Regions from separate parts of the Mus musculus genome. Here region 2 is linked to region 1. The links are chromatin loops, found by intact Hi-C in ENCODE. Cell type or tissue: heart. All regions are shown on one strand. Each heading gives the region's core, and the rest is flanking DNA. Links, peaks and the distances in the headings are about the cores only.

The links. Hi-C counts contacts between places; a loop is a spot of excess contacts. Peaks named below come from ENCODE experiments on the same cell type or tissue, not always from the same donor. Only the 100,000 strongest peaks of a DNase experiment are listed, where the experiment ranks them.
Region 2: it touches region 1 in a loop (3-fold over the local background); 14 of 42 quality-filtered maps call a loop at or near these places.

Annotation. Positions count from the first base shown.
Region 1 is chr3:98,306,196-98,322,491 of GRCm38, forward strand. It overlaps Phgdh (3-phosphoglycerate dehydrogenase), which reads right to left. Exons shown (of 12, transcript NM_016966.3): 6 at 15,018-15,150; 7 at 14,451-14,599; 8 at 13,425-13,577; 9 at 10,211-10,343; 10 at 8,870-9,000; 11 at 7,973-8,210; 12 at 6,976-7,262. The coding sequence ends at 7,108. It overlaps Hmgcs2 (3-hydroxy-3-methylglutaryl-Coenzyme A synthase 2), which reads left to right. Exons shown (of 10, transcript NM_008256.4): 10 at 2,835-4,543. Among named protein-coding and RNA genes, the nearest start is that of Phgdh, 26 kb to the right of the region's middle. In heart, for the core only: a CTCF peak has its summit at 6,937 (motif pointing left); no DNase peak of the experiment used is centred there.
Region 2 is chr3:98,170,577-98,186,872 of GRCm38, forward strand. No RefSeq gene overlaps it. Among named protein-coding and RNA genes, the nearest start is that of Adam30, 18 kb to the left of the region's middle. In heart, for the core only: a CTCF peak has its summit at 10,368 (motif pointing right); no DNase peak of the experiment used is centred there.

The DNA.
Region 1 (16,296 bases), core at 5,636-8,135:
CTACTGGAAGGCTTAATCACTCCAGCCACTTCTAAAAGATTTACTGCATTAACCACATAACAGGAATCTGACACAATATTAAGGGGTTCTAAAAAGGTTTTTAAAACTTCTAAAACCACTAAACATTCTACCACTTGAGGTGAATTTTCATTATATTGTTTGGATACCACTTTACCATTAGCCACATAGGCACCTATGCCAGTTTTTGATCCATCAGTATATACCACAATCCCATTTTTAAGTGGGTTTCTTCTAAACATGTAAATATTGATTTCTCTCAAAGGAGGAAATATGCGTGACATCCATTTGTCAGACCTGTAATGGCCTGACGCCACGAGGGTTTACCCCTACGTGAGTAGATAAAATTTGACAACAATCTAAAGGCATTATTAAGTAATCAGAATCATTTCTAGTAGAACCAATCCCTTTGGCAGCTCTAGGAATATCAGAGGAAGAAAAAACAGCCATGTAGGCTTGGCAAAATTATTAGTTGAGCTATTCTGTCTCTTTGTGATATAGAAAAGACAACTTGAGGACAAGAACAGAGAACCTGAAGTTCCCCTTTATAATCTTGATCTACAACTCTAGGGTGGACAATAAGACCTTGTAGGCTGCAAGAGCCTGCCTCTGTCATTATTGTCCAGTGGCTTCACCTGCTCGGGAGAGCGCCTTCCAGGCCCTAATAGCCTTTTCATCTGATTCAGAACTATTAAGAACTGGCTCCTTGAGCTCACCTAGTGATGAGTATAGGCTCCTTCTCCTAGAGACCTCCGCTAATTGATCTTTTTTCTTTTCTTTTTCCTTCTCCTTCCTTCTAATCTCTCCCCAGGTATTCTTACCTGACCTAAACTTTTCCTCAGGTTCAAGACCCGTGGAAAGGCCTGTATGCTTATTTTGTGTACCATATTTTCTCTTTGCTCCTACTCTCTCTCCCCGCTTTACTTCTGATAGATTGTCCTGAACTTCATCCAGAATCTGCCCTGCCTTAACCACTTGATAACATGTGAAAAGGAACAAAAGGGCTTCTAACATTAGAAAAAATTCAAGGCCAAACATTTTCCACTTTACTTCTGATAGACTGTCTTGAATTTCCTTAGAAAGTTCAAGGCCAGGCGTACCTCGTAAAGCTATACTTACGGGTTACCGCCGTTCCCCAGCTGAAAAGTTCTGAATTCATGTAGTTGAATCCTTCTTAACAGTCTGCTTTACGGGAACCTTTATTACCGCGACCCGCAGTTCTGGTTCTGGAATGAGGGATCTTCCTTGCGCCAGTCCCGAGTTTTTTCTCGTCCCGGAATTCGGCACCAATTGTTATTAAACGCGTTCTCACGACCGGCCAGGAAAGACGCAACAGACCAGAATCTTCTGCGGCAAAGCTTTATTGCTTACATCTTCAGGAGCCCGAGTGCAAGAAACAAGAGAGAGAGAAAACGAAACCCCGTCCCTTTTTTAGGAGAGTTATATTTCGCCTAGGACGTGTCACTCCCTGATTGGCTGCAGCCCATCGGCCGAGTTGACGTCACGGGGAAGGCAGAGCACATGGAGTGGAGAACCACCCTCGGCATATGCGCAGATTATTTGTTTACCACTTAGAACACAGCTGTCAGCGCCATCTTGTAACGGCGAATGTGGGCGCGGCTCCCAACACCTTATGGCATTTCTTTAAGGAAAGTCAAGGGTTCAAGAGTGCAAGCTTGTAATTCCTGAGCATGGATGTCTGTTGTGGCACATGTACCCAATAGAGAAGCACAGGAAGTTCAGGAAGTTCTTTTACAGTCCCCAAATCTCAGTAGAGTCCCCATGCTAAATGAATGAGGAAGGACAAAAAGGTATAGCCGAGACAGGGCAAGGAAAGGAAGGAAAGATGTCTACAAACAAAGGAGAGGCACAGACAGAGTACAGGGCAGGGCATTGACCACTGTCCCCGACCAATGGAACAGTCTCAGCTACCTGGCCCCTTTAGTGAGGCTGCTCATGTGCTAGAGCCAAGATGTTAGGCACAAGGCAAAGCAATGAGAGTTGACCAGCCAAGGATTCCGGATGAGAGTGAGAAGGTCTGGGTCAGCGGTCCTCCGAGGAGAGTTGCTTGAAATATGGTTCTTAGGGGTAGGTTAGAGGCAAAGAAGAGGCCTTTAAATCCATTGAGCTAGGTGAGTCACGGGATGCAGAGAGATAATAATGCAGAGGTTGGGTGATAGCTCATACCTGTATTCACAATACTTAGAAAGCCGAGGCAGGGGCATCACATTTGAGGTCAGCCTGGGTAACATATTTCTAGATTAGCCAGGAGTACAGAGGGAGACCCTGTCTTAACAAAAGCAAGCAAGCAAGCAAGCAAGCAAGCAAGCAAGCAAGCAAGCAAGCAAGCAAACAAGAGAGAAAGTAGATTTTTTGAAAGATGATTTCTAGTTCCAGACTTTTTTTTTCCCTAAGAGCCGGACCAGCACCTTGCCACAAAGAGGGAACAGGAGCTTTTTTTTCTTGAGCTGTTCTCAGGGAATCTAGAGTGCCAAGGCTGAAGGTGACATGGAGTGTTTAGGTTGATGAGACAGTCCTCTATGGAGCCACTGTTCAGCCAGCCCGCTTGGCTCTCTAACCGCCAGCAGAGCATGTGACAGGGTCCCGCCTGTCTCCTTCCCAGTCTTGGCTCCTGTAACACTGGATAATAGGTTCCCCAGGCATGGAGACTCGGAGCTGGGAAGGCAGTGAGGGTACCCAGATCTCATAGAACAGGGGGGCTTATATGCATATCTATGCCTCCGAGGAGGAGCAAAACCTGGGGTCCTGGAGACCCCAGAGCAAGGGATGATTGAGTCTGTTTCCCCTCTTTACAGATCCATGCAACAATTCCCCGGGGAAAGAAGGTGAGCCGAGCTGCTACCCAAACAGCATCTGCTTAAAATCCCACCCACAGCAGTAAATAGGGACTAGACACAGCAGCCTCATAGGATCTGCTCTGTGGTGAACGGCCTCCCTCTGTGAATCCTGGGTGTCTCTCCCTGACACAATCAGCGCCACAGGCTCATGCTGCTGTGGACCAGAGCTCCCCTGTGAAGAGGGAGATGAAAGAAAGGGGAGCCGCTGACCTGCAGGGATGCAGATCTTTCCCCACAGCCCGGCAGAGCAGCCATTTGTTACAGCTTATTCTCAGACTCTGGGCTATTATAGTTTATGCTTGTTTCTTAAAGTTTCTAAATTTTGTATCTTGTTCTAAAATAATATGTGGCAATTAAAAAGAGAGAAGAAATTACTTGTATTTTCTAGAAGGCAAGACCTACTTACTCAGAGGACTGAACACTTACGTCACCACCCCATTAATTAATTCTCCACAAGTCTGGCCAGTTCTGCAAAGGAGTGTGGCAGATACAAGGCAAATAAAGACAGTGGCACAGAACACCCACTGCTTACTTCTCTGTCCTACAGACACCATATCCAGATGGAGCCAGCAGGTACTCAGTAGATAACTCCCCTTGACATAGGTGGCCAGTATTAGTTACCGAGACTAAAGGCAAAGCAAAATCCATAAGGTTGGCCAGGCATGATCATGCAGAACTGAAATCTCAGCACTTGGGAAGCCGAGGCAGGGCTGAGTTCAAGGCTGATACATGTGAACTTGGTCTACAGAGCAAGTTCCAGGACATCCAAGGCTATAAAGAGAAACAGTCTTGAAAAGCAACAACAACAACAGAAACAAACTCAAAAGGATGACGCAGAAGTAGAATCCTCTCTTCTTTGGGTAAAGAGAACACAGAGTCCTCATAAAACAGCAATGTTTTAGGAATGTGAGCATTGGGCACAAGCAAAGGGGAGAAAAGAGGGCAGGGGAGGGATAGGAAGGACAAGGGGTTCTAGTCTTCCATTGTCTTTTAGAAAAAGCTCTGGACAGAGGTTCTGTTGAACCTTGAGGGAAGCCAGCTGGCCGAGGAGCCTCAAACACACACATGAAATGCGGTGACGGCCATGTCCCACCACCAGCAGTAAAGCCGGGCGAGGCCCAGGCTGAGCAGCTAATCCAGCCCTAGCCCCTCCTCAGCCCCTCCATGCACATGAGACCCTCGATCTTTCCAGAACTTCTTGCAGGACCGTGCTCCCTTCTTAGGTCACTGCAGCCATGTCTGTCTACACGAAAGAGAAGCCAGTGTCCCCCTGGTTCAAGACAGGGACACAGAACCCACGAAGAGCTCTCTGCAGGGTCTTGACAGCCCCCCCTTTCTGTGTCCCATTGTTGGGCCCTGGTATTCCTCTACCAGAAGTCACATGGATTCAACTAGGGGATGATCTCAAAGTAACACTGTGGAACTGGGAAGATGGCCCAGGGAGTTAAGGCACCTGCTACTAACCTTGACAACCTGAGTTCCATCCCTGGGACCCCCATGGTAAAGAGATAACCCATTCCTGAAAGTGTCCTCTTGTTACCAAACTTGGGGTCACTGTTTCTACTATAAGAAATCAAGTTCAGCCACCTGTCCCCAAGAAGCCACCTGTGCACTTTGGCATGAATGTGTTCTATCCCTCAATAAAATGCATTTCAAAATTGTGTCAAGGTGCTGGCTGAGTGAATGATTGTTGTCACCACACAGCAGCTGAAGGACAAACCTCAACTCATAAGCAGAACACACTGGCTGTCAGTACCTAACCACCCTCACGCCATCACACACACACACACACACACACACACACACACACACAGACACACACAGACACACACAGACACACACACACACACACACACACACACACACACACACGTCTCTTGCTCTTTTCCTCATCAGCCTTTATATAAGGCCTGAGGAGGTTTTCCTTTGGCTACTCTGGGATACTCTTCATTCAAACTGACTGTCCAGGAGTTAGCATTTAAGGCCAGTTCTATAATGCCATTCCAACATTTACCCCGACTCACTGCCGATATACTTGAGAGTGAAACTCCACTCTACAAGTTTCAGGGATTGGATGTCACAAGGTAGAATATCAGAAATGGCACTGATTGGGGGCAAACACCTTTCTTCACTTCATAAAGTCAACCCAAAGTGATTCCCCAGACACCAACATCCTCTGCTCAAATGACTTCTTCCCTAGAAGATCCCCTAGGAGAATCTTTATAGTCTTTAGCCATGCCCACAAGACTGCTGGTGCTGGGTCTGGCATAGCTGTGTAAGGGAAGGTGTGACACAATTCCTGACCCTGGAGCATCACCAGGCCATTAATCCCATGCCCTCCAACATGTGCTGATGGTTGCTGTTGCCCAAAGTTGATCTTCTGTCTTTACTACTCACTTTCAGTCTTTCTCTCTGAAGAATAGACTTCCCCCCATTACTCAGAGCTAATCATGGCATAGTAAATGAAATAGATGCAGTACTCAGTAATGAGGAATGGAGATGGTCATGAGGTTATGGAGGGCGAGGAACAGGCCCTCCACTTGGCCTTTAGGGCCATGGGAAAGGATCTAGACAATATAACCACAGAGGCCATAAAAGCCTATATGGTCCTTTGTAGAAGTGGTTCATTGCCAGACTTGGCCTTGAATTTGGAATCATGAAGAAGAACACGTACTCTCCAGTTCAATGACTGCTGCATTGATTAGCCAGGATGAACTTGGAGACTTCAAGGATAGAGAGTTAGAGTGAAATCAGGAAAAAAAGGGTATGGATAGAAAAAGTAGGAATTTATACATAATTTAGGAATAAATAGTGTTAGAAGGAGAGTACATGAGGCTATGGAATTGCTAGGATAAGGAAATGGAGACTAGGGGCCTGGAGAGATGGCTCAGTGGTTAAGAGCACTGACCGCTCTTCCAGAGGTCCTGAGTTCAATTCCCAGAAACCACATAGTGGCTCACAACCATTTGTAATGGGGTCCGATGCCCTCTTCTGGTGTCATAAATCTTTTTATAAAAGGAAATGAAGATTAGAGAATTAAGAGATGATGTGGAAGCATATAAAAAGTTAGTGTTGTTTTTCTAGCTGATTGAAGAATTGGAGATGACAATGCCTGGAAGGATATTAGAGAGCACTGTTTAATTTTTCTACTTACATAAATTCAAAACTTTGTAAGGAATCATTTTAATTTTAGTAGTTTGTCACTTTTCTATTCTTACATGGAAGCAGTTACTAAAGACTACTGTCTGCTGTAATGAAACTTGGAAGAGCTCTGCCCAGCTACCTGTGAAGAACAGGCTGTGTAAACCTATAAGGAAATGTGTGCTTGCTTTGTGCTCAGTTCTGCTCTAAGGAAATGGGGGCTGGGACTATTGATCCAGACTCAGAGTTGATGTAAATCTAAGAATTCTTGATAATTATTAACAGTGACCAAAGCCTTGAGGATGTAGCCTTAGTAAATAAAAGGCTGTCTTCAGTCTCTCTCTGGGTATTACAATTAAGCTGAAGTTGAAGAATAAAGAGTACTGAGAATCGTCAGGGAACAGAGAGAGTACCTGAACCAGCAGCTTGCATCTAATACTGACTCGGAGTCATTATTGAATCAGCACCGTCCCCATTCCCAGCTTTCTCAGGACTCTCCTCATGCTGAGGCTGGACCTCAGCAGGTGCAGGAGGTAGCCACTTTGAATTCTTCAAAAGCAAGTCATTATTCAGTTATAAAACTAGCTCTAGATCAAGTGCAGCTAACTGGAGGGCATTCCTTAGAATGAGTGATACCTCAGGTTTGAGATCTTCCAATGGGGGAGGGGGTGGTGGTCGTGAATTCTGCCTTTTCAGTTTGTGGGAGGTTGTGATTGGCCAAGGGCCACTACTGCAAAGAAATGCCCCCATACTCTCCCACATGACCTTCAAACTACTTCCTCCTCCCCAGACCCGGAATCTCTACACCGCTGCAGCATATGACCTGTGTGTTTAGCCACATCCAGAAGACCCTAACCTTCCTCTATATACCCTGCTGGTCAGCTGCCAAAACCTAGAGAGGCGGCCTGTGGGCGCCCTCTGCTGGCCTTTCTGGATAATGATCACACAGACACCATGTGGAGTTAAGAATTCTTTACTAGGTATTAGTTCAGGCAGATGCCCTGGTTCTGCGATCCCCTCTCCCTATAGGTCACAGTTGAGCGGGTTTCTTCAGAAGAGCCTGTGGGGCTGAGAGTGCTGAACCCCAGGGTCAGAAGCAGAACTGGAAAGCCTCCAATACATGCTGCTTCCATGTTTCCAGGCTGGGCAGCAGGGAGGACAGGCCCATGACGTGCCAGGGCTCTCCGTCAGACACCATGGAGGTTTGGTAGGACAGCAGCTGTACACCCGCCTCTGCCAGGAGGCCTGGGAGGAAGGAAAGGAAAGCCCTGGTTAGGTTGAGGGAAGGGGTGAGAGGGCAGGGCCCAGAGCAGGCTTCCATGGCCAACGATGCATGGGGGATGGAGAGGGAAGGAGGGGGAGGGAGCTTAAATGGCAGGACAGGTGAATTTCTTCTGCTACGGGACTCTCTCAGCACTGCCTGAGCATCAGGTGAGGTGGAGGGAGGACAGCAGGAGAAGCAGAGAACCTCCCTCTGGGCAGCTGACAAGTGGGATAAGATGACTCCCCCTACCTCCCAAAGTCTGGGGACACACCCTCTGCCAAGACCCAGAACCTTCGGCAGCCCAGGTCTCAGGGGAGACTGGGGCCACACCACAGAAGAGGTACTCTGACACACTTTGCTGTGGCTAAGCTGGCCACTAGGATCTATAGAAAGGCAGTCCATAAAGGACTCCTGGGACACAGACTGTGTGTGTACATGGCAAACTTGTGCCATGGCCGGGGATAGTAGCAGGCACTCTGCCCATACCGCTGTGATCTCAGATAAGCCACTTCCCCGCTGTAGAAACAGTTCAGGAACCCTCTGTGAGGGACATATAGACATGCCTGAGGCAGAAAAAGGCCCAGAGGAAGCATCTCTCCAGGGCCAGGGCCCAATTCTAGGGATTCCCCCCCCCCCCCCCCATCTCTACTTCAGAAGCCTGGCCAGCCTCCCTGACAAAAAGCCTTCTCACCAATCATAGTGGGCAGCATCCCAGGGTCGGAGGGCTGAGCCCGGAATACGAGCAGGGGTTGGCCCCTGCGTAGTGGCACCTCTGGTCTGAAGACAGCTCCGTTGAGCATCTGCAGCATTGGTGTGGTGCCCTGGACCAAGCCCACGGCTTGGTAGGGAGCACCTGCCAGGGCCACAGTCAGGAGGCATTCCCCGCTACCCTGCTCCCCTGGAACCCCAGGGTTGTGGGAGGTGGTGACCTGTAGAGAGAAGACAGAGACACAGCCTAATTACCCATGTGTATCTCTCTCTCTTTCTCTCTCTCTCTCTCTCTGTGTGTGTGTGTGTGTGTGTGTGTGAGAGAGAGAGAGAGAGAGAGAGAGAGAGAGAAAGAGAGAGAGAGATCTAGCCTGGCCCACCAGTTCAGTCCTGGCTCACTAGTTCGGTGATTTGGGGCTAGGGACAAATGGCATGAGCATTATGCCCCCAGACATTAGCTTATTGGGACAGTCAATATGCCCCATAAAGGGAGGAAGGACCCCCCCACCCCTGCCTGCTTCAGAGCATTTTTGCACTATACATACAGTATTTTTGTGAGTATGAGCTCACTTCGAAATGCTCAGACATATGCTTTTTCCCTTTACAGATGAAGTAATTAAGACTAGCTCTCATCAGTAGACAGGGTGAATGGCAAGAAGCAAGCCCAAGTGAAACTGTGAACAGGCTTCTAAGATGAGGGGTGAAGCGAGGCTCAGGGGCATGTGCCTATAATCCTGGCACTGGGGAGTTAATAGCAGGAGGATCAGGAGTTCAAGGACAACCTGGGTTCTGTGAGAATGTCTCAAAGAAACAAATTTAAAAAAAAAAAAAAAAAAAAAAGGGATGGCAGAGCAGTGCTCAGAGTAACGACGGGGCGCACATTGAGGCCAGCCTCTTTCACCAGTAGCTTAGCGTTCACCAAGTTCACGTCTGCCTGCTTAGATGCTTCTCTCAGAAGGCCGACAATGACTGCAGGGCTCAGGCAGGTCCCAGCATTCTTCAGAGATGTTCCTGGGGACACAGAAGGTTGCCCTGAAGATCATTGTTTACTGGGTACCACAGGAGGGGGAAGGGAGCCACAGGCACTTAACCCTCAGCTACAAGGCCCTTGTTGGCCTGGGAACCCCAACTGCACCCTGCACTGGGCACTGCGACTGCTTCCAAGTGCTGAAAGCCAGCTGGGACAGATCTGGTTCCAAGGCCAGAAACCTAAGAAGCTTTAACCAATTGGAGGCACTCCCCTCCAAAATGCAGTCCAACTCATGGCAGGCCTCCATGGCCTGCCTGTCTTCCCAGAAGATACTTGAAAACTTGTGATGCCACCAGTGGCTGGAACTCGAGACCCTTGCAAACACTGAAGTAACTGCATGCCCTCAGCCCCCTGGCATGCTTCTTCAGGGTCTGGGTACTCAGGCCAGTGGACATGGTACCCCTGGCTGTGCCTGTCCCTGGTAATTCCAGTGTTTGGGATTTAACTGTCCTGCCCAACTTCACATTTTCTCCCCAAGAGTCAGGTGCCAAATAGGTGACAGGGTAAGACAGCCTTGTACAGGAAGAAGGGACCACCGGACTCCATCTGCAGAATGGTGGACCCACTACCAAGAAGAAAGCAGAGTTGCATGCAACTACAGGTTCATAATCAGACCCAAACAATTTTGTTGCATAATTTAAAATCTCTCTACAGATCCCAATGTCTTTTAACATGAAACTATCTGGTTGGGCTGGTGACAGGGTTCAGTGGTTAGGAGCACTGACTGCTCTTCCAGAGGTCCTGAGTTCAAATCCCAGCAACCACATGATGGTTTACAACCATCCCTAGCAAGATCTGACACCCTCGTCTGGAGTGTATTTACATATAATAAATAAATAAATAAATAAATAAATAAATAAATAAATCTTTTTTTAAAAAAAGAAAGAAAAGAGAAACTCCCTGGTCTCTCTTGCATGGAAAACATGCATATCCTAAAAACATTGCATAACTGTTATCTGTGACAATTAAATAAGTTTTCCCAGGGAATTTGTATCCCACTTACACACTTCCTTTGTCCACCTCCATAGTGGGTGAGTTACACCCAGAGCAGGATCCAAGTCCCCTGAATCTGCCACTAGATCTGCCATGAGCATTGGGCATACCCAGCAGAGATAAGTCCACATCCCCACTTCCCTGTCCCTAGGCAGTGCCCCTAGCTCCTGCTGTGGACCTGACCAGACCTCTGCTCACCTTGTGTAACCACCTGGATGGTCCCTTTAGGGGAGCCAGCCCAGGCGTGCATCAGCGTGCCCATTGCTTCTGCCAGACCAATCCAAGGCTTGGTGTGTGGAGAGAAGGCACTGGTGAGGGCCTGGGCGTTCACCTGCAGAGAGATGAGGATTAAATCAGGGCACACTTGCTCGAATGAACAGCTGAACCAGTGTTGTGTGGCCAAGGGTCAGCTTGGCATGGATAGGCAACTAAGGTTGTGGATGATGATGACCACCAACCATCAAGCAGGGAACAGGGACTTGTCCCTGTAGGTGAGAAGTACTAAATAGCCCTAAGAGGACACAGAAAGTTTCAACCACGCTACATGGCCAGAACAGGGGTAAGAAGCCTGGCTACCTTCATTGAGCAGCATTGGTACTGGCTCTCTCTGTGAGAGGTTGGCTTCTTGTGTGACAGAGAGGGGACAGCACAGTAAAACATGGAAGTCACTGATGGTGGGGGGGCGGAATGGTGCATCTCGGGGATGGTGATCGAATTTGCCGGTTTCCGTTTTGAGACAGGATCTCACTTCATAGTCTAGCCTGGTGAAACTCCAGCCTTACCTAACTCCTGAGTGCTAGGATTACAGGAGTGAGCCACCACATCTACATCGGGCTCATTTTATTATCTATTTTGATTATTTTAAGTGACTGCTCACATTTGTCGCTGAACACTATGCTCAGTTGCCATGACTTATAAACACATTCAGGCAGGTCTGATTATACTGTATTATGCTTCAAACATTCACCAGTGCCAAGATGCTGAGGCATGCTGGGAAATTGAGCATCTAGGGACAAGTAGAACATCCCTGGACATCCCAAGTATAGAGTCTCAAGGCACACACCTCCCCCCACCCACTCCCAGGGACCTCTAATAACAGAGCTTCTTTGTTCTGAGGTAAAATTCCTACTCCTTTTTGTGGTTACAGATGCTCTGGCTTCCAGCCAGGTGTTAACAATTTCTTTGCGGCTCCTTAGAAAGAATCCATCCAAGAAGGAGTTTAACTAGGAACCTGGGCTTTAAATCTGGGTTTGGTGGCTCCTGCGTATGATCTCTAGCAGTAAGAAGGCCAAGGGAGGAGGTTCTCTCTGTGTCCCGGGCCAGCTGTAGATTCAGAGTAAAACCCCATCTCTAAACACAAGCCAAACCCCCGCCCCACTGGCAAACGTACAAGAACTCGGGTTTGATGAAGAAAATCAAATAAGTGGCTATGAGATGAGAAAAAAAAACAATGCTTCTATTCTTGCTTTCAGTTATCATTAGACACGACTTTAGCGCTACTTGTAAAAACTGCAGGAGAGGAAGGAAGGAAAGTCAGAGGACGAGGAGGAGGAAGAGGGCTCAGACAGAGCAGATGTGCTCAGCTCAGAAGCCGCAGCACATCTCATTGTTGTCCAGTGAGCGGGGCCCACAGAGCCCAACCTGGGGATGTGCTCGCTGACTGTCGGTCCATGACAAAGATAAAAGGATGTGCAGTGGTCAGACTTGAAAATAAATAGGAAGATGCCAGGGTAGAGTCAGGCGCCTCTGGAAACCAAACTGGTCCTAATGCTCGTCTGTGCTATGGTCAGAGAACTGGAGAAGATGCAGGCATAATTAGGGAGAGATGTCCTCTTGTAATAAAAACATCTCTTTCCAAAGACTATCAGTAGCTTGGGGTGGTTCGTTCAACTTGCTAATGTTTATGGTGACTGAGAGATTTCATAGTTTATGTAAGATGGTAACACTCTGTCTTTGTACTCCATGGAGTTTGTGTGAAGAAGTTCCTGTCAGAAAGTCATGGGATCTCACCACCACCTCAGGGCAGGTGGCTACCTCAAAGGGATCGCAAGGAGGGGGCAGAAGCCTGCCTTTGAAAAAGCTGAGCAGGTCCTCTGTCAGATTGCCCAAAATGTGGGACGTTCATTAGCAGGGCATCAGCTGAGGCAGGAGAGGGGCTGTTTCATTTAGGCTTCCATTCTCTGGTTGGACAACTCAGCCAGGAGCCCAATCAAGGTCACCTGCTCAAAAACTCACTGGGAGGCCAGATGAACAGGAAAATGTGCTCTGGTCTCAGGGAGCCAATACAGTGTGCAGAGGACGGAGGACAAACAGGTCAATGCCATACGGTCACCACAGGCTCTGTAGGCTCTTACACCACAAGTGGCTCTCAAAGAGGCTAATCACCACAGACCAAATGGCATCCTGACTGTCTTGAGACAGAGAACTGAGCTGTCTAAATGGAGGAAGGAGGGCTGCGCGGAATCCAGCTAGTGACTATTTCCAGGCTGTGAGTCAGTTAGAAAGGCCATGGGTCCTCTCGCACATCCAGTTGGATCCACCGATTTTTGCAGAGTATTAAGTACTTGCTTGGTGGTCATTCACAGAGGCTGCAGAGAAACTTAGACAGCCTTTCAGTCTTCAGGGAACTTAGAATTCAGCTTTAACAAGTTAATAGACCTGTTATGTCGTATAAGGTGTGGACAGTGAGTGTGACAGGGCACACTTTTAACTCCAGCACTCAGGAGGTAGAGCTGGGTCTGAGGCCAGGGCTACATAGTGAGACCCTGCCTCACAAAAACACCAAACCAAACCAAAACCAATCAACCAAACAAACACAATCATAAGTAGAAAAAAAAAAAAAAAAACCCTGAGGCACAGCTCCAATGATTCAGAAAGCATTGAAAGAGGAAGCAAGCCCCCAGGAAGGATTAGGGCCAGAATGTGGGGGCATCTGGTATTCCCCAGACTAAGCAAGGGGCCAACTAACAGGGAAGGTTCACAGAGAAAGCGGGGTGAGTTCTGACTGAGGACATGATGTAAAGAATGCCTAGCACACCCACCTCCTCCATCTTACACACACACACACACACACACACACACTGAGCCTCTCTCTGTCACCCTAGCAACACCACCCCACTCCCAAGGCATGTGGACAACAAAGGAGCCTTTTTTTTCTGGTGGCTGAGCCTGGGAAGGGTCAAATCTCTGCAGCAAGGCTACAATATAACAGCTCAAAAACAGACTCCCAGCTCCAAGGTCTTAGCTATCAAGACTACAGAAGGGCTGCTCCATCCATCTATCCCAAGTGCCAACACAAGTACAGATTCCAACTCTTCAGTTCCCAGGGCTGAGCCTGTCCACCCCTAGCTGCTTCGTCTGTGCCTTTTCTCTTCCCAGACTCCAGGCCCCAGTCTCATGTTGCAATACTTACAACGCCTGTTAGAGATTTCCCCTTCACCATGTCCACAAACTGGACTGCGATTTCCTCCCCACAGCGGCTCTGGGCTTCCTTGGTGCTGGCACCCAGGTGGGGACAGCTGATGACATTCTCGTGGTCCACTAAGGCCCGGTCCCGTGGTGGCTCCTACCCAGAGAGATATCTCTAAGTTGGTTATGAACTGGCTATACACCCTCTGCTGTTGTTCCCACTGAACTTTGAGAATTGCAACCATGCGGATCCCAGCAGACAATGCAATGTTACTCATGGCAGAAGATGCTACTGCATAATTAGAAGACGGTCCTACACAGTGGAGCTTGTGACAGAGTTGAGAGACCCAGAAACACAAACCAAAACACTGTGCACCTTTGGCTGGGAACATCCCAGTGCTGTGGGGCTTCAGAGGGGGCCAGTGACTTGCCACGGCCTCATAGCTAGAACCCGCATTCAAGCCAAGGTCCACACTCTTTCCTCTGGGGCCACACCAAGGAACCCAGATGCTGAGATAACATCTCTGAGGAGAGAGGCCAATAGGACTGGTGCAAGTGCGTACTCAGCACTCTGTATGCTGAGGCTAAACCTTTGAACATGCTGGGACAAGAAAGAGTACACTCTGGGGACTTTGGGAGAATACTGTCATCATTCCTGGGCTTCTGAGCCTCCCTGGGAAGGGAAGAGGAAAAGAGGAAAGCTAATGGGTACCAGGCAGGCCATCTTCTTGGCCATATGGCTGACTTAAGTATCGGGAGTGGCACACAAACTCCCCTTGTCTTCTCCAAGTCATCAATACGGCAACAGCCTGACCAGGAACGGGTACTGTTTAACAGTTTAACCAGGAATGGGTTCTATTTAGGACCTTAGTTTTGCAGAAGGCAGCACAGCCTCTTCAAAACCGCAGGTGTGTTCTTGGCACACAGTGAGCTCTTGGGCTTCAAGATGGCGCACTGTCTTGCCCAAGGCCTTTGTGCTCCCCCCTCACCTTTACCCTCTGACCCCGACACAGAGGCTGCAAGCACTTACTTCTGTAAACACATCCAGTGCAGCCCCAGCACACTGACCAGACTGCAGGGCACGCAGCAGGGCACCTTCATCCACAATGCCTCCTCGAGCACAGTTCACTACTCGCACACCTTTCTTGCACTGAGCAAAGGTGCTGTCATTCAGCAAGCCTGGAAGAAAGAGGAGACTATTATGATGGCTCTTGACCCTCTCACTTAACAGGTCCCATAACTCACATCTCCCCAAAGGCCTCTTTCTCCTGGATAGCTACCTTGTTCTCACTTCTGTCTTCCTAGATGCTCTGGGATAATAGACCTTGTACTAGATGTGGGTTAGAGTCAAGAAGTTTAGGAAATGGTGCTTGGTGGTCCAACAAAATGCCCTGCAGGGTCCCATGAAGCCTCTACCCGGGATGCCAGTTGTACTACCTCAGTCTATTTAGACACCTGGCTTTTCCAGAGAGCTCACCCCTCCTCCATCTGAGGCAAGGACTTGTGACAAAGTATCATCATGCTCAGCAGGCCCCAGGCAGCTCCCTCCCTACACCTGCTTGATGATGTCTGCAGAAAACCCACACTGAGAGCCTACCTGTGGTAGAGGGCAGGAGTGGGGTATGGACAGTTATAAAGTCACAGAGAGGCCAGATCTCCTCCAGCGGCAGCTGCTGAACACCAAAGGAGGCGGCGACTTCAGGAGAGATGATGGGGTCATAGCCTACAGTCTGGTCAGAAGTGAGAGAAGGCAGAGGCATCTTAATATCAATAGCATCATTATCAGTAACTGCACCATCAGTAACTGGTGCCACACGAAACCTAACTGAATTCCCTACTGTAATTCTCAGAACAGTACAGGAGGCTTGGGGCTACGCTCCTGACGGGAAGGAGGCTTGCAGAACCAGCAGGGTGCACAGCCAGCATAGAGGGGAAGAGGCTGCCTCTCACCAACCTCCAAACCCCCCAGCAGGTGCAGGAGCAACTTCGGTGTGGCTGGACCAAGTGGGTCTTGGAAGCCCTGAGACAGGAGCACTGGTGAGGGAGGGCACTCCCATGGGGAATGTGCCACAGGAAACAGAAGACAGGCTGGTAGATGCAGCTGTAAGGCCCAGGACAGACTGGAGAGAAGGACAGCTTCTAATCAGAAGATAAACCAAGACGTGCCATTAGAAAGAAGGTTAATTCATATTGTTGTTCCACCTATAGGGTTGCAGTTCCCTTTAGCTCCTTGGGTAATTTCTCTAGCTCCTCCATTAGGGGCCGTGTGACCCATCCAATAGCTGACTGTGATCATCCACTTCTGTGTTTGCTAGGCCCCGGCATAGTCTCACAAGAGAGAGCTATAACTGGGTCCTTTCAGCGAAATCTTGCTAGTGTATGCAATGGTGTCAGCATTTGGAAGCTGATCATTTGTCTTTAGCTGCATATGTATCAAAAGATGGCCTAGTCGGCCATCACTGCAAAGAGAGGCCCATTGGACTTGCAAACTTTATATGCCCCAGTACAGGGGAACGCCAGGGCCAAAAAGGGGGAGTGGGTGGGTATGGGATTGGGGGGGTGGGTATGGGGGACCTTTGGGATAGCATTGAAAATAAATGAGGAAAATACCTAATTAAAAAAAAAAAAAAGGTTAAGATACTATGTAGGGCTGAAGAAGGGGTAAGAGCCCTCTCTCTGAATTCGATTTAGTGAGACTTAAAATGCCCCTGGTTTTGAAATAACCCAGATTACACAATATGCAGAGCTTAAAGTCTCAATTCATACTAACGTTCCAGTGACCAAAGGCAAAGTTTTCAGCCTCATGAAACTGGTTCAGTGTCATCACCGAAGCGGATGGGGCACACAGATGCTTACCGCTAAGGCAAGCTGATAAC
Region 2 (16,296 bases), core at 9,082-11,581, 130 kb before region 1:
ATGTAAGTCTGATTTCTGATAGAGAAGACAGAAATACACATGGGAAAAAAGAGAGCATCTTCAATAAATGATGCTAGTCAAACTGGATGTCTGCATGTAGAAGAATGTAAATAGATCCATATCTATCACGCTGCACAAAACTCAAGTCCATGTGGATCAAAGACCTCAACATAAAGCAGATTCATTTAACCTGACAGAAGTGAACATGGAGAATAGCCTTGAACTCATTGGCACAGAAGACTTTTTGAACACTAATAGTGCAGGCACTAAGATCAGCAATAAATGGAATGAAATTTCATGAAATTTCATGAAATGGAAATTTTCTGTAAAGCAAAGGACTTTCTCAATTGGACAAAGCAGCCGCCTACAGAATGGGAAAAGATTTTCACCAACTCCACATCCAATAGAGGACTAACCCAATTAAAAATGGTGTACATATCTAAACAGAATTCTCAAAAGTGGAAACACAAATGTCTGAAAAACAAAGAAATGTTTCACATTAGCCATCAGGGAAATACAAATCAAATGACTCCGAGATCCCATCTTACACCTGACAGAATGGCTGAGATCAGTAAAACAAATGTGTGATTTCAATCATTTAAAATCTTAGAACATATTCATCTCAAATTAGTTTTCTAACCTTGTTGAATGGAGCATTCTGTGTATGTTTGTTGAGGCTAGTAGGTCTGTAATGATGCTGAAGTCCTGTGTTTTATTGTGCTATTCTAATATGGGTATTGTGCCCATTGTTGAAAGCATAGTATTGGAGCTTGTCATTATCAGTATAAAGTTAATTTATTTTTCCTCATTCCGTCTGCTTGGTACACATATATTTATAATTGTTTATATTCTTTATGAATTAATTTATTTGTTTTTCTTCATTTTTTACTATTGTTTTAATTCAAATATGATGCTGAAGATGGATAAACAATGGTGAAGTCTTCAAAGGCCATGGTAATGAGGGTGTACTGGGCACCTTTCTAATTGGGTCAAGGCATTCCATGCATTATTATCATTATTATTATTTTGCACTAGATGCAGTTATGGTGCAGGATGATGTAACAGTAGTCACCATGGATAAGCAGGTGTCTCTGTCCTTTGGATGTATGCCCAAGAGTGACATATTTGGGCACTATGGCAGTTCTATCTCTAGCTTTTTGGGAAATGCCCACTCTGACTTCCATAGTTGTATCAACCTGCCCACCTCCGATGTGGATAAGTGGTCCTCTTTCTCCACATCCTTCCCAGCATTTGTTGTTTTTCTTGTTTTCTGGACAATCTCCACTCTCACTGGGGTGAGATGGAATATCAAATAAATTTCAATTTGTATTTCCTTGATGATCAATTAAGTAGATTTTTATTTTTAATAAGTTCATATATGTATATGATGACATATGATCATACTTAGGCCCTATTTGCTCCTTCATATTCCCTCATTCTTCTAACATACTCCCTTTTAACTTTATATTATTTTCTTTGATAACTACTTAAGTTCAAAAATATTTTTTGGAAGACAAGATCTTTCTATGTAGTCATGGCTGGCCTGGGACTTTCTATATGACCAGGCTGGGCTCGCACACAAAGAGATCCACCTGCCCCTGTTTCCCATGTGGGGTTAGAGATGTGTATATACCCCTATACCCTGTCTAAGTTTATTTAACTGATTATTAGTCATCTATATTCTTTTAAGAGCTCTGTGTTAGGCTCCATGGCCCATTTTTTTTTTAATAAAACGGATTGTGTGTGTGTTGATGTTTATTCTTTTGAGTTCTTTGTATATTCTAGATTCTAATCCTCCACCAGATTTATAGCTGGAAAAGATTTTCTCCCATTCTATAGGGTGTTTGTCAATGTAACTAATGTCCTTTGCTGTATAAAAGGATTTTGTTGTTGTTAAGTTTCATGAGATCCCATCTGGTAATTATTGACCTTATTTCCTAAGTGATTGAAATCTTGATTAGTAAGTTATCTATGCCTATATCTTAAAGTGTACTTTCTACTTTTTTTCCACAGAAGTTCTCAACCCTTGTAATGCTGTGATCTTTTAATATAGTTTCTCATGTTGTGGTGATCTCCAACCATAAGATTACTTTTGTAGCTACTTTGTAACTATAATTTTGCTACTGTTATGAATTTTAATATAAATATCTATGTTTTCTAACTGTCTTTTGGGGAGTCACAACCCATAGGTTAAGAACCACTGCTTTAGATGTTTCAAAGTTTTATGTCTATGTTAGATCTGAACATAGTTTAGGTTTAGTTTCGTTCTTCTGCATGTAGGTTTCCAGTTTTCACAGCACCACTTGTTGAAGATGCTTTCTTTTCTCTATGTGTCTTTGGTCATTTTTGTTGAAACCCAGGTAGGTGTAGTTGCAGGGCACTCCATTCTATTCCAATGATCTGTGACTGGTTTTGTGCCAGTACCATGCTGTCTTTATTACTAAGGCTCTTATAACTTGAAATTAGGAATGGTCATGTCCTCTGTAATGTACTTTTGTTCAGGATTTCTTGTGGTCTCGTTGCTTCCATAAGAATTTTAAGGATTTTTTGTTTGTTTGTTTTGTTTTGTTTTGTTTTAATGTTTTATTTCTGTGAAGAATATCAGTGGTATTTGTATTGGGATTGCATTGAATCTGTAGATTGCTTTTGCAAAGTAACCATTTTCACACAATCAATTCTTTTCAAATCATGAGTATGAGACATCTTTCAATTTTTTAATGTCTTCCTGTAGGGGTTTGTTCTGAAATGCTAAATACTGGTCTCCTAAATACTATACTCTCCCCCCACAAGAAGATCCTCATATACACCAAATGATGCTATGTATCCTTGCCCCGCCCCCAAGTTATCCCTGATTGGTTAATAAAGATGTCTACAGCCCCGGCTGGGCAGAAGAGAGGGGGAGTGTGGAGTGAGGGTTCCTTGGACTCTCGGTCTCAGGCAGGGACCACAAGGAGAGTAGAAAGGAAGAAGAAGGAGGTTGCTGGGGCTAAAGAGATGGCTCAGCGGCTAAGAGCACTGACTGCTCTTCCAGAGGTCCTGAGTTCAATTCCCAGCAACCACGTGGTGGCGCACAACCATCTGTAATGGGATCCAATGCTCTTTTCTGGTGTGTCTGAAGACACTGCAGTATACTCATGTACATAAATAATTCTTGAAAATGAGTAGCTTGGATTGTGAATGCATGGCCATGAGGGCTGGCCCTATAGAGTTGAAGCTGCCCAGGTAAAACAAGGCAAGTGATATCTCAGGAAACAGCACAGAGGGTTGAGATCTGCCCAGCTCTAGTGATTTTAAGCTTATTATCTAATCAGAATTGGAAAGGGGGTACAAATCTGTTGGGGTACGCTGTGTGAAGTTGTGTCTCTGATACGTAAGCCATTCTCTGATTGGCTTTCATAAAAACTGATGACTAGAAGACAACAGAGGAGATGGATGTGACTATGTGCCTGGAATGTATAGCTAGCCACATGTCTGGATGGGGCTAGGTGGTCAGGTTAACTTACATGATCTAGTTGATAGTCTGCTTGGCTAAGGCCTAAGGCTTTGAAATATTAAAAGGTCTCTGTGTGGTTATTTGGGGAAAAGTTTTTTAAGGTATAATTGCTGCCATATTAATTTCCAGCACTAAATTATACAGAATATAACAATTATCTAACTTACAAAAAATTAAAAGAAATGGAGTATCTTCTCAAAAGATACCACTTACCAAAGTTAAATCAAGATCAGATAAACAATTTAAATATAACCCCAAAGGAAATAGAAATAGTCATTGAAACATATCCTAATGAAAAAAAGCCCAGGCCAGACAGTTTTATCACAGAATTCTGCTTTACTTTCAAAGAAGAGCTAATGCCAATACTCCTCAAATTATTTCACAAAATAGAAATGGAAGAAACATTGATGAATTCATTTTTTGAGATCACAGTTACCCTTACACCTGAACTATACAAAAACTCAATAATAAAGAGAATTACATACCAAATTCCCTCATGCATACCAATACAAAAAACCAAATCCAAGAACACATTAAAAACAATCATCTACCATGATCAAGTACACTTCATCCCAAAAATGCAGGGGTGGTTCAACATACAAAAATCTATCAATGTAATCTACCATATAAACAAACTGAAAGAAAATAAACCACATGATCATCTAATTAGATGCTGAAAATGTCTGACAAAATCAAACATCCCTTCATGATGAATGTCTTAGATTGGGGATACAAGGGACTTAACTAAATATAATAAAGGCAAATTATAGCAAGCCAATAGCCAGCATCAAATGGAGAGAAACTCAAAAACAATTCCACTAAAATCAGGAATAAGACACGGCTGTCCACTCTCTCTACATCTATTTAGTACCATACTTGAAGTTCTAGTTGGAACAATAAGACAATTAAAGGAGAGCAAAGGGCTACAAAGTGGAAAGAAAGAAGTCAAAGTATCATTATTTGCATATGATGTGATAGTATACATAAGCAACCCCCCAAATTCTATCAGAGAATTATAGCTGGTAAGCACCTTCCACGAAGTGGTTGGATATAAGATTAACAACAACAACAACAACAAAAATCAGTAGCTGGAGAGATGACTCAGTGGTTAAGAGCACTGATCACTCTTCTAGAGGTCCCGAGTTCAATTCCCAGCAACCACATGGTGGCTTACAACCATCTGTATTGGGATCTGATGCCCTCTTGTGGTGTGTCTGAAGACAGCTACTGTGTACTTATATACAAATGACAAATGGGTTGAGAAAGAAATCAAGGAAACAATGCCATTTACAACAGCCACAAATAATATAAAAAATCTTGGGGAAATTTTAACCAAACAAGTAAAAGACTTGTATGACAAGAACTTCAAGTCTTTGAAGAAAAAAAATGAAGAAGATATCAGAAGATAGAACAATCTCCCAGGCTTATGGATCAGTAGAATTAACACAGTAAGAATGGCCATTTTACCCAAACAATCTACAGATTCAAGACAATCCCCATCAAAATTCCAACACCATTCTTACAGACCTTGAAGGAACAATACTCAACTTTATATGGAAAAATGAAAAACCCAGGATAGCTAAAAAATCTTGTACAAGAAAAGAACTTCCAGAGGTGTCACCATTCCTGATTTCAAGCTTTATTCCAGAGCTATGGCAACACAACTGCATGGTATTGGCATAAAAATGGCAGGTCAGTCAATGGAATCAAATCAAAGTCCACGTGTAAATCGCACACCTATGGACATCTGATTTTTTATAAAGAAGCCAAAACTATTCAGTGGAAAAGACAAAGCATCTTTAACAAATGATGCTGGTCTAACTGGATATTGGTGTGTGGAAGAATGCAAACAGATCTTTCATCCTGTACCAAACTAAAGCTCTAAAAGTTGTTTTTTTTTTTTTTTAGAATGTAACAAAAATGAATGGACAACTTGTCAGACACATGAAAGATGTGCTAAGAGGAAAGTTCTTAGCACTAAGTGCCCCTCAGAAAGAAAATGGAGAGATCTTATACTAGCAATTTAAGAGCATACCTGAAAGATCTGAACTTCCCATGACAAAATAGACTAAAGAATTCATGTCCTTTAAGCTAGCTCCTCAAACAATCCTTGAAGTAACCCTACAAATTAAACTAAAGAGAAAAACAAACCTATCTATAAGGCCACAGGAAAGAACAAATGATGTTGGAGTAATAGCTAAATATAAGAGGAAGCAAGAAAAAAAAAAGGATAAAATCAAGAAAATACCAGGAATCAACTCTACATCTGACAGAGGGCTAATATCCAAAATATATAAAGAATCCAAGAAACTAGATATCAACAAATCAAATGATCCAATTTTAAAAATAGAATACAAATCTAAACAGAATTCTCAACAGATGAATCTCATATGGCCCAGAAAGACTAAAGAAATGTTCAGCATCCTTAGTCATCTGAGAAATGCAAATCAAAAACACAAGTGACAGCACACGCTGGGCGAGGATGTGGAGCAGGGGAAACACTCCTCCATTGCTGGTGGGAGTGCAAACTGGTACAACCACTTTGAAAACCAATATGGCTGTTTCTCAGAAAATTGGGAAACCACGTCCCTCCAGTTCACTCTCGTTAGGGGCCACTGCTATAGGATTAGTAGTTTTTGAAGGAATATGCTGCTTTTGTTTTTTTCATTTTTATTATATTATTTCATTGTAATTTATACATCTCATGTTACTTCTTTGCTTGGCTTGTTTTTATTTTGAGGTGTTTTAAAAACGCATTTTTAATAATTCTTGAGAATTCTGTACGTGCTTTGATCATAGTCACCCCTCCCAGAGTTCCTCCTAGATTCTCCCTTCCCTTAGTTCCTACCCACTTAACTTCCTGTCTTTTCTCTCTCTTTTTTATCCTCGTTCATGACATCCAGCATGTGCTGGGATGGCTAAAGGTTTTTTTTTAATCATTTATAATCTTTCTGTTGAAGTATTTATAATGTTTATGAGACACTTGGATGTAGTAGTGTTGAGTGTGTAGTTCAGAAGAGAATTACTCAGACCCAGAGCCCTGGGTGCCTGCTCTAAGTTCTGTATTAATGAGTAGAATTTTAATGGGGACAGCAGCCACAGCTATCTGACACTACCGCTAAGCACCTGGAGTACTAACCAATTAATAACAGTAGCCCCTTGGGTTTCAAAGCTGTTGGAGAAAGCTAGAGAGATGGCTTGGTGATTAAGAACATGTATTGCTCTTCCAAAGGATCTGAATTTGATTCCCAGCACCTATATCAGGTGGTTCACAATTGCCAGTAACTGAAGTTCCAGGGGTATTTGGCCTCTGTACACACACACACACACACACACACACACACACACACACACACACACACATTTAAAATAGTAAAAAATTAAAACAACGTAGAAGAGTAAAAAAAGAAGGATAGTATGAAATATACTTGGATTTTAGTTCATAGGATTAGCAGTGAAGTGGGTAAGGTTAAGGATTAATCATTAGATAACCTTGCGGGAAAAAAATTAAAAATCAAGGTAGGTAAAGTTGCTAAGGGGAGAGGTAGGATACTGTTCGGGTCTGCAGATCTTAGTTAGAGACTTAGAGCTGTGGGAGTTTCTGTTTAAGAAGCAAAAGGAGGAGGAGATGAGGCTAAAAGAGAGATAAAAAGGCTTAGGAAGGGGAGGAGTCAATTGGGGAGGTGTGGCTAAAGAGAATAGTAAATATTACCTTACAGGGCACTGAGTAGAAAAACACAAAACCCAACTGAGCAATAGACAAACAAAAGTCAAACCACAGTGAGACACAAGTAGGAGGTAAAATAAGAGACAAAAAAATTACTTATGAGCTGAGTTGCTGGCCCAGCTGGGTTGAGTTGAAAGGTGACGTTCTGTGAGATCCATCTGGTTCTGCTGGGTTCCATGTGGTAGTGAGTAACAGAGGAGAGATTGGGAGCCATTGCTCTCTGCAGCCTTGGTCTTCTGGGACTCTTGGAGTCAGAGACCTGCTTATTCAGCATTCTCTGGTCCCACACTATTGCCTTATTCCTTGTGTTCTCTGGTCCCAAACTGCTCCCTGGTTCCTCAATGTTCTTACTGTAATTGGTTTTGTAACTGGCAGCTGGAAAATGTTAGAGAAGTGTGGTGGAGAAAAGGAGAAAAAGACCAAGACTCTTACAATGCAGAGCCCTTGCAGGTAACTCCAGGGAGGACTAAGAAACTGGTCTCAGAAATATGAATGCTATTAGGAATATGAATTCGATTGGAGAAAATGGCTCCCTTGTTATACCACCACAAAGAAATAGTGATTTGCGCCCTTACCACTCCATAGACGTCTGGACTGAAGTGATGGACTAAGGTTTCTGCTGGCAGAAATTCCAAAACAACATTATGCAATGGGCTGTGGATGGTTTTGGCTGAATTTAGCATGATTTGAGAGCAAAGGAAAGCATAGCAAAAGGCTTTGGAAAAATCTCAGCCTAGCCAAGGAAAACAGAAAAGTGTGTGTCAGAAAACAAAGCAGCATGGCAGAGTGCCCGTCTTCTAAGGAGACTGGCAAGGACAAAGGGCACCAGTCGCTTTGTGCCAGGACAGCAGGAAGGAGATCTGAGGGTATATTAGAATCTCTGAGGCTACTGCTTCCATGACAGGCCTGGAGCTCTGGCAGGCTGGAGTTGTTTCAAAGAAGGCCCTAGAACTCTATTTTGATCTGTGTTGGAACCTATCCCTCTGTCTTCCAAGGGAAAGGGCTCTGTGGCCATTCTGACCATTGTTCAAGCAGGCTGGGGTAGCTGACATGCCGGCATATGGTGAGGGTCTTCTTGGTGTACAGAATGCAAGAGTTGTGGGTTCATGGTGGCTTCCACTGAGGTTTCAACCTAAAGACTGAATGGGCAGGCAAAAGTATGCTTGATGGTCATAATCCCTGCAGGGACCTCTCACTATAGTGAGCTATACTGAGTTAAGCTATAAGAATGGACCATATTTGAGTATCCCAGAAAGGCAGAATGGCCAGCAGCATGTACTTCTGAAAGCCACCAATGTCAGAATGCAGTCAAAGAGAGCAACAGTGTAAGCAGCAGGGCCTTAGAGTGTCATAACCTAAGGCATGGGGTCCCCTCCAGTCCCACGTGCACAGAACACAGAGCTTCGGGCTTGAATTTTAATGGTTTCCTGCTGGGTTTCTGTCTTGCTCTGAATCGTCTTTTCCCATTTCCCTCCCTATTTCTCCCCTTCGAGACATGAATGTTCATCCTATCTCTGCCCCATCATGAATCGAAGAGGCAGGCATTTGGTTTTTGTTTTACAACCACTCACATCTGAGTTTGCATCATGTCTGAGACAAAATTTTGGATGGGAACCCTTGAGTAGTTCTACAAAGTGTTGGGGCTAAGATGATGAAATAAACATATTTGCATTGAGATATGGACCCGAGGGGCCAGAGAAAGAACACTATGGCTTGGGCATGGGCTGTCCTTTGAAAGGTGAATGTGCTGGGATTCTGTGTAGGTTTAGAAAACCTACTTTAATACAGGTTCTTAAATGCTTCAACCTCCGTTTTAGCCTATCACCCACCAGAAGTAATGGAAAAGAAAGGTTATTAGGACACGGGGAAGTGAACCTGTTTAGAAATGGTTCTTTGGGGCGATTCTGATCTTTGTTGTCAGGATATCAGCAGTTCAGCTCACAGTTGGATCCAGAAGAAAGCCAGAGGCTCTTCCAATTGTCCCGAGTCTGCAGAAGTAGCAAGAAGCTGCTGGAATATCCCAAGAAGTGCTTTGGCACCTTTTTTTTCCTATGGAAGTCACAATAAACAATGCTCACCAAAGAAGACAAGGTGAGCCAATACCATGAAGTGTCGTCAGTGAAGACCAGTGTCAGCAAAGCCCAACGAAGACTAGCAAAGCGTAGCAAGGTGAACCAATGCCACAGCATTCATTGTCCAGTGTCCGCTGGGTTATACTTGTATCCTTTCCAAATATCACATGTCCTCTCAAGCATCCACTCTAGCCACACCTCATGTGCCTCCCCCTGACCCCTAGCAGCTTCCTGAAAAACACCACCTGTCTGCTCTCAGCAAAGCATCCTCTCATAAGACAGTTTCCAGAAACATCACACAACTGAGTCTAAAGTAACCAGAGATTTCCACTTCAATTCTGTCTTGGGTATGATGTGGAAGAGGCACCGAGACTTTTATGTGGTGGGACTCAGCGAGAGTCATCAAAGGCCCTTCTTTGTACACTGGCTTCCTGTTTCAGGGTCTACTGTTTCTTGTTTCTTTACCCTTCCTGGGTGATGCCATCTGCTGTGTGGTTCAGTCAAGGGGTCCCTCACTGGAGCGTTTTCATGCTGTTTGGCTTTCCATCCTCTCAAATTGTGAGGTAAACAAACCTCCTATCTTTGTAAGGTCCCAGCTTTGGTTATTTTGCTATAGCAATGTAAACTAGATTAATTCAACAACCACCTAGCTAATTTTTAACCTGGTAATTGAATTTTTCAGCACAGTAATTTAAACCTCTTTCCTTTGTTCATAATATTTACCCTGGCCTGTGTCCATACATTAGTTGGCTTTCTATTGCGATGAAATGCTTGATACAGTTTAGAGAAATAGATCATTTACTTTATGTTTCTGCAAGTTCCAGTCTGTGATGAAGAAGCCCCTTCATTTTGGGTCTCCTGTGAGGGTACCAGACAGCATCACTAGGGACCAATATTAGAGCAAAGGTAGTGCTGAGACTCTTCCAAAGCATAGACAGAGTAAGTCCTTCTTGCAAAGAGTTTCCAGTTCGCTGTTTGGCATGCCGAACTGCTGCAAAATAAGACCATTCTCGGTGGTCTGACTGTGAGCAAGGATGGGCCCATCACTTGATTGGTGAGCCTAGTGGCTGCTGGCGTGTTAACAATAGGTGGCGCCCTATGCCTAGATTTGCATTCATTCTGCAGCAGACAGCCTTGCCAAACAGGCTTTTGGTAGGTAGGCAGAGTACTGGTGACTGCGGATGAATGCAGTTCCCCTTCCCAGACCCTGCAGTTGCTCACTACTTTGTGAGCAACTCATGATAAACTCGTTTACTCATCTAGCTGGGATTTTGGCAGTCATATTTTAAGGCCTGGGTGCTGTTACAACAAGACCCCTTTATCCAGGAAACTGACTCTGTAGCAACCCACCTCACACCATGAACTGCAGGCTCCACAGGATCAGCAGCAGGATCCCTTAAAGGCACAGCTTCCCATGGCAAAGGACCTTTCAGTAGGTCTGGCTACCATCCCTTCTACACAAGGACCAAGCCTTCTACACAGACTTTGGGAGTCACTATGTGTATTTAAAGAAGAAACAAAACAAAACAAAACAAAACAAAACAAAACAAAACAAAACAAAACAAAACTGTGTTCTCATTTGGTTTGCAGGCCATTTTTCTAATTGCATTTAGGTTTCTGTGCAGTCCTTTAGCTTACTGGCATCTACAGTAATCCAGGGATCTGGGTCTCTTCAGGGTTGGTTTCCCACAGCTTGATTTTGGTCCTCTGAATGGAGGCATTTCTTCCTGTTTCTTTATGTGTCTTATGGTCTCATCATTGAAAACTGGGCATTAGGATAAAGAGCCACCTGTCCTGTGTTTGGGAACTGGCTCCCTGAAAGGACAGAACTTGATTCAACTAGCCTGCTCTAAAATCTCATAGTCCTCTCAAAACATTTCTGGGAGTGAGCAATTTGTGTGTGTGTGTGTGTGTGTGTGTGTGTGTGTTCAAGACAGAATTTCTCTGTGTAACAGAGCCCTGGCTGTCCTTTGTAGACCAGGCTGGTCTCAAACTCACAGAGATCCCCCTGCTTCTGCATTCCAAGTGCTGGGATTAAAGGACGGTACCACCACACCCACCTTAGCATTTTTTTTTTTTCTGAAAAGAGCATTTAAAGTATCTTCACTTTCCTCAGAGCCTCAACTTTGCTGCTTCTGTTATCACAGACAAGGAGGCACTTCCATAGTGATAATGGTAATAATAATAATAATGTGTGGGGCACCAAGAATAGATTTTGTGATGACATCAGATATCTCTCTTCTGATATCAGAAACACTGAATACTGAAGTCATTACATGGAACTTTCTCATAGAACAGCAGTTGTCTCTCACAGGTTTGTCCTCAAAAGATTATTCCTTGTGTGATGTTAACCTAAACATAGGCCACGTAGACATGTGAAGTTTCTCTTTCTGTAAAAAGGACTATACATGGGTGAAGGGCTGGGTAGAAGTGGTATTATGCTCTGAAATAATTTTCAATAGGAAGTTAAAATCTCTAGTTTATCTCTATGTTTTAAAGACTCTGAAGTTTTTATTACCATACAGATGTCACCCATAATTTGAAATGGACTCGAGACATTAGTATTAGATAAATTCTTAAAGGTTTGATAAAAGTAACTTTTATTTGCCAGATGGAATTGTCACATCAGAAACTCACTACTGAATAAACTCACCCTTTCTGCTCTTTTAGAACTCTGGCTGGCTGGTTCAATTCAGATGTTCTGGCCCAAACTAACTCTGGTGATCTGTTCTAATCTTCTGGCTCATTCTCTTTCTCTGGCTCATTCTGTGTTCACCTGTTAGCTTGTCTCTGTAAAACAAACTCTCTCTCACTGCCCCCTCCTCACTGCTCTCTTAAGTAGTCTCTCTTTCCTGTCTGTTCTCATGAGAGTTGGGCATATTTTCTTTCTGATTCATTCTGTGAAATCTTTCTCTGATTTGTCACTTTGTCTGCCCCTCAACTAGATATTACTTTCAAACATGGCTGCTTTATTCTATAAACTAACTTTACCTTCATTGTTAGGGATTATGTAACAAGGGCATGTCTGTATTCTAGCCAGATCACCTTATAATGCAGAGTGTGTCTGCATTCTGGTCAGATTCCATAGACCTAGAAGGTCTTTGGGTGTAATCTCTTCCCAGAGCAGCCATATTGTTGGATTAAAAATCTTCAATAGAGAAGTACAGAGAATGTATGAAAAAAACAGTCAAAATTATCTTCAAAGTTTCAAAATAGAACTAAGTAGAATGAAAGACATTTTCTGATGTAAACAGTGATGGAGAGGAAACTAGTTCAAGGAAATCAAACACTTTAGGTTCAGGCTCAGACATGGCCTGCACATTTGTGTAAGAATTCGGTTCTGGAAATCAGGAAGTTTATCAGTGAGTATACAGGAATCTGAATATAAGATATTCTCAGCACAGATTCTACTCCAAAGGCAGTGTGGTATCCTGAATCAGTCCTTATGTATCATCCACTGGTTCATATTGATTAGTTTCCTTATACCATCTATTGATTCAGATTGATCTACTTTTCTATGCTTCGTTTTCTCTATCTATAAAAATACTTGTTTTAATTGTGTGTGTGTGTGTGTGTGAGTGTGTGTGTGATGTTACCGATGGTTGTCCTCAGAGATCAGCAGAAACCTTTGGATCCTCTGGAAACTGTTTACAGACAGTTGTGAGCTGCCTAAAGTGGGTGCTGGGAACTGAATTCAGGTCCTCTGGAAGAGCAGAAAGCTCTCTTAATTACTGAGCCATCTCTTCAGCCTAACACTTCTTGTCTCACAGGATTTTTGTGAGAAGCAAATGATTTACAACAATGCCAGGTATAAAATTCTTCAGAGCTTCATAGATTTGAGGGGTTATGATGCAAACATTTTTTGCTAGGCAGCAGTGGGAATCAAAGCCCTGAATCAGGGTTCTGATCATGTTTGTTAAGGTTCTGAAAAGTCTTTTGGCCCTAAAATGATCCCTGGACCCAGAGATCCTAACACTGCCTCCCCAGAATTTGAACAAGAAACTTGTGTAGACAGCTTGGCATTAGTCTGACCATTTCTGAACCACCAACACAAATGGGCAGAAGTGACCATCAGAAGGATACAGCTGCTGAGAGAGCCTTTGCCTGAGGCTGTGGAAGAGAGGACCTGGAAAGCCTGGTTTGAGTATGCATACACACAGTTATTAGAGTATATTCATGTATTGTTGTATGTATGCCTGGCTGGCCTGGTACTTGCTATATCATCCAGGCTGGCTAAGAACTATGGCAACCCTCCTGCCCACTAAATTCTGACAGAGAAATGACAGATGGAGTTATAAACAGTATTTTTGTCTCTTTTAGCAATAAGTTCAACTATATTCATTGATCAATTAGCACACTAGCAATCTTATTAATGAAACATCTTGCATTTTTGTGATTTTATGTTTCTGTTCTGTGTCATAAGGCTTGTACGAGGTTTCTAGCAATGACTACTGGGTAGTGCCTGCAGCCCGAGCCAGGCAGATCTCTCTTGACAGGAAATTAATACTTTGAACCATAAAGATCCCCCTCCCCCAATTAAATACCCAAATCCAAACCATCCAGTCGGTATGTAGACTGATGAATTGAAAACGCTATTCCCACAGGAATAAATACAAACACTCAACCAATATTTTTTTTAAGGTACTCAGTGCCTTTAGTCACCAGGAGGGAGGGAAAAAAAAACCCTTTAAAACTGCTTCAACACTCCATCTCATCCTGGTCAGAATGGCTGACATCAAGACAATCAGTGACAACAAAGGCCAGCAATGATGAGGGGCAAGACCTTCAGTCACTGCCAGAAATTAAAGCAGTGCAGCCACTGTGCAACTCCATGTGTATGTTCTTAAAAACCCCCAAAAGCTAACTACCACCTGACCCCACTAGACTTCTCCCAAGAATACTCCCAAAGGCTCCTAAGCACGTGTTCTAAAGAGATACCTATGCATTGGCTTGTATTAATACACTGTTCACAGTGGCCAAGACATGGAACCAACCCGGAGGTGGGTCAAGAGAAGGATGGAGAGAGGAAGCAGGACACAGGTTCATGTGCACACTGAAATCACAGCATTCACGGGAAAATGGACGGAACCTGAAAAATAAGCAAAACGAAGCCAGACATAAAAAGACACATATTGCCTGTTTCCTCTTCTATGCCATCAGCTAATGTGATGCAGTCAGAGGTTCCTGCCCAAACATTGTGACATGTTATCCCCAGATTCCCTGACTTGTGGCTGTCTCTTGATTTCAGGTCTCCAAAAAAATTCAGTCTCAAACAATAGCCCCCACCTCAAGGTGGCTGGCTGTAGCATTCTGACATGTGAGAGAGCCTGCAGTATTGGGAGGAGTAACTGTCATTGAGTCCCCACACTCGATTTAAGTGTGCCACAACTGGGAGCTTGTCCTTTGGGGTTAGGTTTGTTTAACCAACGCCATCTGGCTTAGCTCACGGCTATGGCTTCGCCTCTCTGGCCTGGAAGCCATGGTTGGAGACGGTTTTCCAGGTCTCACTGTATAGCTTCTCTGTTGTGCTCCTCTGGTTCCCTGTCAACGGCCATGTGGCACCTGCTACTCCTCCTCTGTTACTCTCTTAGAAATAGAATTTCAATTCCTCTCTCTCTGTGCGCGCGCGCACACACACACACACACACACACACACACACACACACACACACTGTGCTGAGGATCAAAGCACCTCTAAGCAAATGTTCTTGCACTGAACTACACCCCCACTCTCTTAGAAATAAACTGTCTTTTGTTCCCCTCTTTCCCATCACAAAGGCAACTTTTAATCTCAGAAGCCCTGTTATTTGCACTGCTACCCTGTTCTCCCTGTGATATTAGAGAATACAGGGCCTTTTTAAGTGCTTCCCTTCTGGCTTATATTTGATTTTCTCTAATTTTAATGTACTTTAAAAATAACTTTTTGGTAAGCATACAAATAAATACTGTTTTATTTTTTTCTCTGCCTCCCTCCCTCTCTTGATGCCTCCATCCCTCCCCCTCCATTCATGACAGCTAGACTTTGTCACTTTCTCTTGTCCTCCGTTCCTCTCCTTTAGACCTCTTTCTTCCCCTTTATAAGTGCCTTTCTATTTCTTCTATTTTTGTATCCTGCATACATTTGTACCTCCAGAGACCCTAGCTGCATATATTAAAACAAACAAACAAACAAACAAACACAACACAGCAAACAAACAAACAAAACCCCTAAGATCTAGGGCTGGAGAGATAGCTCAGCAGTTAAGAGCATTCACTAACTTGCAGAGGACCCAAATTCAGTTCCTGGCACTCTTATAGTAGCTCATAACCATCTGTAACTCCAGCTTCAGAGAAACCAATGCCCTCTTCGGACTATTGCAGGCACTATACAGGGTGCCCATATGTACATGCAAAGAAAATACTCATATACATAAAATACAATTTTTTAAAACTTAAAAAAAAAAGAAAGAAACAAGATTCAAGTTCTGTGACCAAAATGCAAATGTCCCTAGAATTTGATAAGACCAAAATGTGTCTTCAGCAATGGTCTTATCAAATTCTAGGGACATACAAATTCTAGGGCAACAAAAATGGTTTGTACTATTTGAAGAGTCTCCAAATACATCTGATCAGTTACTCAATGAAGTTGTATCCTATGCCTTGTACTGTCCTTTTATTTTCCAAACTGCAGGTTCTTGAAGCAGTATTATTCCCGGTGAATGGTAACATCAACTCAACTCATAGGTAGATAGGTAGGTATCTTATAATAATTATATATATAATTATAATAATAAAAGGTAGGTATCTTATAATAGGTTTGTGTGTGTGTTAGTTACTTTTTCATTGCTGTGAAGAAGCACCATGAGCAAGGCAACTTATTAAAGAAAACATTTAGTTCGAGGCTCATGGTTACCTCGGGTAAAAGTCCATGACCATCATGGCAGGAAGCAAGGCAGGAGACAGGCAGGCATGGCGCTGGAGTAGTTAAGAGTTTACATCTGATCTTCAAGAAGGAGGCAGACAAA